Linked DNA regions of Homo sapiens: region 2 is linked to region 1. Evidence: chromatin contacts called from ENCODE Hi-C data. All regions are on one chromosome and are shown on one strand. Each heading gives the region's core, a stretch centred on a gene start or an enhancer-like site at or near the end of the contact. The rest is flanking DNA. Distances are from core to core; before and after follow the strand shown.

Region 1 (2,865 bases), core at 124-2,623:
TACGCGGGGTTAGGTGCACCCTACCCCCGCCCCCAGCCCGCTCAAACTGGATTCAACGGGTAAAGAACACCATTCTGTTCTCTGAACGCAGGCCCCCAGCCTTTCAAAATTCGTACTCACCTCTGCCATTGGGATAGAGAAGGCAGATCTGAGGTGTTCTTAAACGCGCTGTTTAAAACCCAAAATGTCCCCGCCCTCAAAACCACACACTTTCTTTTTGGGGGTAGAAAGATGCCATTTAAGGAAAAAAAGGTATATCCTCCAAGTTTCTTTGGAGGGAAAAGGCGTTGGTTAAATCATTCGGGTGTCAGGACTTTTCTACCGGATTTCCTCCAGAGGGTTTCCCAGTTGTGGAACAAGGGTGACCAGTGGAGTGTCGGGTATCAGGGTCCATCCGCCCCCTAGACCAGCTCTGGACTAGGCTTCAAACAGCCCTCCAGCGCGGCCCTGCTCCGCGCTTTCTCTAGCCAGCACCCACGTGTCTCTATTTACTCTACTCAGGTTACCAGCTCTATCGCCCGCAGCGGGCCAGAAGACCCGATAAAGCGCCTTCCACCCTGCAGGACTAGTGCCCGGCTTCCGCTGCTTCTCCGCCTTTCTTCTGCGTAGATTTAAGGCCTGATCCGGTCCCAAACCCCAAATAAAAGTTGTGGGTTTGTTTCCAAGTGATGGCGGTTGGAGAAAACTAGAGTTGGGGGCGGTACAGCCAGGGTGTACCCTTGCGGTGGGTCGGCTCGGCGCACCCACAGCTCCCAGCTGCTAGCCCAGGCGCTGGGGCCGCAGGGACTGAACCCCGCACCGCCCCCGCAGCCCGGGTGCGCGCCCCATCGGCCGGCCTGCTCCCCGCGGCCCGGCTCACCGGTGGTAGGGACGGCCCCGCCTGCCCCAGCCCACGCCCGCCTCCCCTTCCTCCCGCCTGTGGCTCTGCTCGTCTCCACCTAAGCCTTTGGTGGTTTAACGCACTTTTGCAGAGACATCTACCAAGAGATAGCGTGTGCACTTTGTTTTCCGTCCCACGGAAGAATTTATCAGTAGCGTTATTCAGCCCTACTCGCTTTAAAGCACGGCACCCCTCAGCCCAACAAAAAGACCGAAGGCGAAACATTGTGGGTTCCTGCCCGCGAACCAACCGTTCAGCCACCGAACCCCCTAAACTGATCCATTTGGAATAAGTTACCCTGCCCCTCTACCTCCCATCCTACACACACACACACACACACACACACACACACACACACACACACTGCGGACCGGGGGCCCAGCTACGCACACACCCCAAAACAAACGAGGGATCTACTCGGGACCCTCAGCCGGGCGGCCGGGCGCCTTCGTTCCCTTCCTCCCTCTCTGAGTTTCCCAGGGACCCGCCACGCCTCTCGGAACTGGGGCAGCGGCCCGCTCACCTCGTGTCCGTTGCTGGCCGGGATGATTTCAGACTCGTTCACCAAGGAAGACTTGATGTCAGCTAAATCGCCTTCCTCTTCGGGATGACTGATCTCGGCGAAGATCTTTTCCTTCTGAGGATCGCCCTCGTCCTTGAAGGGGATCATCTCGTCCGTGGCGCAGAGTTCCGGGTCCCCCCCGCCGCCGCCACCTCCTCCGGAGAGTTGGGGCATCCCGGCGGCTCTGTAATCTCCGCTCCGCTGTGGGAGCACCCGCGCAACAGCAGGAAAGACAGAGGGGTAACTCAAGGGTGGGGGAGGAAAGGAGAGTTGGAAGGGTTCGTGCAGCAGGACAGCGGGCGGAAGCGGGGCGGGCGAGCGCGGGGCCGCCGGCCGGCAGCCGGAGCAGCTGCCGCGGCGCCCGAATCCCGGCGGCCGCCGCGCTTTCCCGCTTCGCGGAGACCGACGCAGGCGCCCGCCCCCGAGGCCGAAGGGCACTGGGCGGCGAGGGCTGCGGTAGCTGGCGACTCCGGGGGCGTCTGCGCGGCGCGCGCTAGACGAGGCTGCCCCGGCGGCCACCCCGCGACCCCGCGTCGCCGGGATTTGCGCGCGGAGAACGCCGGTTCTGGAGGGAGCACGCCTCCCCAAAGTGCAGAGGAGGGTCCGGCGGCGCGTCTCCGCGGAAACCCTCTCCACTGTAGTTACCCCGGATGCCGACTTAGTAGTTTGTTTTCCGAGAAAAGAGAGGGGATCTGGGCAGAAGGGCCCCGTTTGCCCCAAAAGAAGGTGCAAGGATCAGAAGATAACGAAACGTCCACTTCCTGAAGGGTGGGAAAAAAAGAAAAAGAAAAAGGAGCCACCCACGCTGGAGATGTCCGTTTTAGATCTTCTTATTTTCTTCCCTTTCGCTTCGGTTTTTCTTCTCGAGGCTCATTTAATCTGCTAGAGAAGGAGGAGGAGCAGAAGATGGGGGCCGAGGAGGAGGGGAAGAGAAAGAGAAGTTTGCCAAGAATAAAGTTTTTGCCGGCAAGCGCGGGGACTCCGCAGTGGAGGGCACTGCGGAGTCTCGGGGAGTCACAGCGGGGGCCTCGGGCCCAAATGCCTCTGCCCGGAGCTCGAGCCGACACACACACTCAGTCCGACCCCTCTTTGTTCCCGGCTCGAGTTTCTCAGCCTGGCTCGCCGGCTCGCCGCTCTGCACGCCTCCGCCGGCCAGCTCTGTCAAAGCAAAGAGCTGCGCCCCTTGAGTTCGCCCGGCCGAGGGGAGGGGACGCCCCGAGCTTGGCCGCGTGCGAGGCTCCGGGCGCGTCCTGGTTCCTCGGCCCGAGAGCGCGCAGCCCGGGTCCCTCCTCCGCGCCCTGCCCCGCAGGTGAGCGGCTGCGCCTCCCCACTGCTTCTCCTCCTCCCGCGCCTCGCCGGCGCTGAAAAGCTACCCACTTGCGTCGCTTCTCCTCCCTCTCCCCTCCCCCGCCTCTAGCTCTCC
Region 2 (2,865 bases), core at 120-2,619, 2.5 Mb after region 1:
TGGTTTACAGACCCCCCTCCCCCTCGCAGAAAGCTCAGATTTCCATGCGGTTTGGGAAGGCTAGGAAAAGATGTGGGGATTCGGTTGGGCACCGAAGTTCGCCGGCCCTTTCCCAAAAAAAAAAAAAAAATGCCTCTTCGCGAAGGGCATTTCTGAGTGGTTTCAGGCAATTTCCTAACGAGTGGAGCTCCTCGGGAGCTGAAAGCCGAGAGGAAAACAGGGACAGAGGTCGGCGGCCTCTGAAGGTCCTCGAATCAAGATGCTGGGATTTTTGTGACCCAGGAAACAGAAGGGAGGCCAGGGTACGAATAGAGAGGGCGGCAGAATTGCTCGCGCCCTTAGCGCCCCAGGAGCCGGGCCGGTCGAGGGAGAACTAAAGGGATGCGGGGTAGTCAAAATTCCGGCTCCCGGAAGTTCTGCGGGGAGCCAGGCGAACGACCACTCCCACCACGCCTCCCCCCGGAGGGGCTGACTTCCTTGGGGCGAGAGGGAGCGGGTGGCGCAGAGCAGCTGAGCGGGAATGTCTGCAGGGCGGCGCGGCGCCTTACCTGCGGCCTCCGGGCTGGAGGTGTCGGAGATGGTGTGCACCTCCAGCCTGTGCTTGGAGGAGTCCAGCGACCGGGGCTGACCGGGAGCCAGAACCGAAGCCATGGCTAACGGCTGGGGATGGTGACAGGAAGATGAGGAGACGGCCGACAGCTTGGTCCCCGCTGCTCGGTGCTCCAAGTGAAGCGGGCCTTTCATGCAGTTCATGGACGAGGGAGCGCGACGCTCTACTAGTCCTTGGCTACTGCCCCGCCGAGCCCCCGTAGCCGCCGCTGCCCGCTCCGGGTCGCGCTCTAGGCGCGGAGTTTCCCCGCTGCGGGGAGAGCCAGGGGACGCAACCCCCGCCGAGTTCTCAAGCCAAGCTGCCCCCGTCTCCTCCGGAAGGCTCAAGCGAAAAAGTCCGGAGACGGAAAGTCAGCGGGCAAACGAAGACATGGGATGTGGGCAGAAGGGCACCACTCAGAGCGTCTTTAGGGAGCAGGCTTCCAAGCTCCAAAGCGAAACAAGAGTGGGCAAAGACCCCCTTCTTCTCTCCCTCCCTCCCCCAAGAACCCCTCCAATAAGGAAAGCTAACGCCGACCGCGCTCTGCCCGCCCCCCCCCCACGCGGCAGCCCTGACAGAGAAGTGTCAAGAGTGACAGGGACAGGTAGGTGATATTAGATCCCCTGCGGCGGCAGCAGCCGCTGCAGCCACGACGCGGCCCTCTGAGCGCACCCTCCGCAACGCGCACACGCACACCCCTCGGGCGGTCGAACAGGAGCCGGGCCTTGCCGCAGCTCAGCTCCAGGCACCCAGGCGAGCGACGGACCAGATCTGCGGCTCCGCGCTTCCCTGTTGGCCTAACATCTTAAAACCAGAGGCGGGCTTCCTGGTGCCGAGACGTCACTCCGCCGCGGCCCTCCCCAGCCCTCTCCGCCTCCGCCTCCTCCCAGACCCTTCTCCGGGTGCGACTGACGTGGCTCCGCACCAATCAGGACGCCCCGAGCCGCGGTGGAGGGACTGTCCTGCCTGCACCTATCAGCAGTGCGGGGCCGGGCTACTGCCTCGCCGTGCGCACTGGGTCTACACAGGCAAGCTCCCGGGAATTCAGCTCCTGCCCAGCCCAAGGCGATCCGGCTTTTAGTACGAACCCAAAGGTGAAGAGATGAGGCTAGGAGTCGAAGGCTTGGGAGAAGAGAGTGGAATGGTCAAGAAGAGAAAGGTACAAGGATCAACAAGACACCCACTCTTTGTGTCTCACTACATCCATTTCCAATCCCCCACCCCATATAAAAAGGAGACACGTTACTTAAAACTAGAAAATTTGAAAAACAGCAACAAATCACCTCTCCGATCTTAAATTTTCCAAACAGCCTGTCAAGTGAATGCTGCGCTAATCTGAAGAAGCTTTAATTGCAAAGAAGACAGAGCCCTGAAAAGGCAGGCTAATAAATTAGAAATCGAGAAGCAAATGGACCCGTCAAAAGAAAATTACCTTGACTTTAAACGAACAACTGTTTGGTGGTTCACTCTGGATTTATACAAGAATAAAAAGTCGCCTCAGATCACGTTCTCTGTGATGCTTATTAGTCCCCAGACAGAAAACACACAATAGAAGAGAAACCCTAACCCAGCGTTTTCAAAATGCTGAAAGCTTATCCATTCTACTTAACGTTGATTAAGACACATATCCTAGATCTTTCAAATTCCTTGTACACTGTATTAAGCTCGTCCTAACCCGAGAGAGCCACGCTTTAAATTCGACTCTCTTGTTTACTTTATTATCAATCAGATTTAAATCCATAAAGCCTGTAGAATCAACAACCTTGAGCTAATTATATATGAAATATGCCTTAATGAATTTCCATACAATTAAGAATGTTGCCAAATAACCAATTTCAAGGATAATTTTTAACAGTCATTTTCTTTTCCCAGTGAGCTCAAGGCTGTCTTGAGCCATTAAAGTCCAAGCAGGCAGAAGGGGTGTGTGTGAGCTAAGGGCGAAAAGCCTAGAACTGCGCTCAACTAGCAAAAGCAAAACCTTATTTATATAAAACAAAAAAAATCACCTTTGGAGACATCAACTCTTTATAGCACTGTTTCCAAGCAAATTTAATTTCCAAAGAAATTAAAGAAAGAAATCCAAACATATTCAAAATAATTTTTGAAAGTCCTTTTGTCCCCCAGCATAGGTCAGCTGGAGAGGACAAACTAATCTCCTCTGGGTTTCTGCATGGGCGATTGTTTTACTATGGAGTTAGTGTTATCATCTCTGAATGTGTATTTGTTTGACATTACAGTCAATGATTTGCAATGCCAGCATGAAGTATCTTTAAAAC

The links. A loop is a pair of places that touch in the nucleus more often than their neighbours do. Pooled maps may share reads with other maps.
Region 2: a loop to region 1 is called in a map of ascending aorta, with 5 times the contacts of the local background. The contact joins the promoter of PITX2 here to the promoter of LEF1-AS1 in region 1. A Hi-C loop is called at or near these places in 1 of 168 maps with a recorded cell type or tissue (ascending aorta), 3 of 37 single-sample maps with no recorded cell type and 3 of 50 pooled maps.

Annotation. Positions count from the first base shown.
Region 1 is chr4:108,166,152-108,169,016 of GRCh38, forward strand. It overlaps LEF1-AS1 (LEF1 antisense RNA 1), which reads left to right and starts at 1,374. Exons shown (of 3, transcript NR_029374.1): 1 at 1,374-1,682. It overlaps LEF1 (lymphoid enhancer binding factor 1), which reads right to left and starts at 2,781. Exons shown (of 12, transcript NM_016269.5): 1 at 1,404-2,781. The coding sequence starts at 1,616. LOC124900752 reads left to right here and starts at 1,788. Exons shown (of 2, transcript XM_047416528.1): 1 at 1,788-2,751. The coding sequence starts at 2,349. RefSeq lists silencers at 735-974, 2,731-2,780 and enhancers at 852-1,353, 2,381-2,470.
Region 2 is chr4:110,621,708-110,624,572 of GRCh38, forward strand. PITX2 (paired like homeodomain 2) reads right to left here and starts at 1,370. Exons shown (of 3, transcript NM_000325.6): 1 at 549-1,370. The coding sequence starts at 753. RefSeq lists a silencer at 1,341-1,430.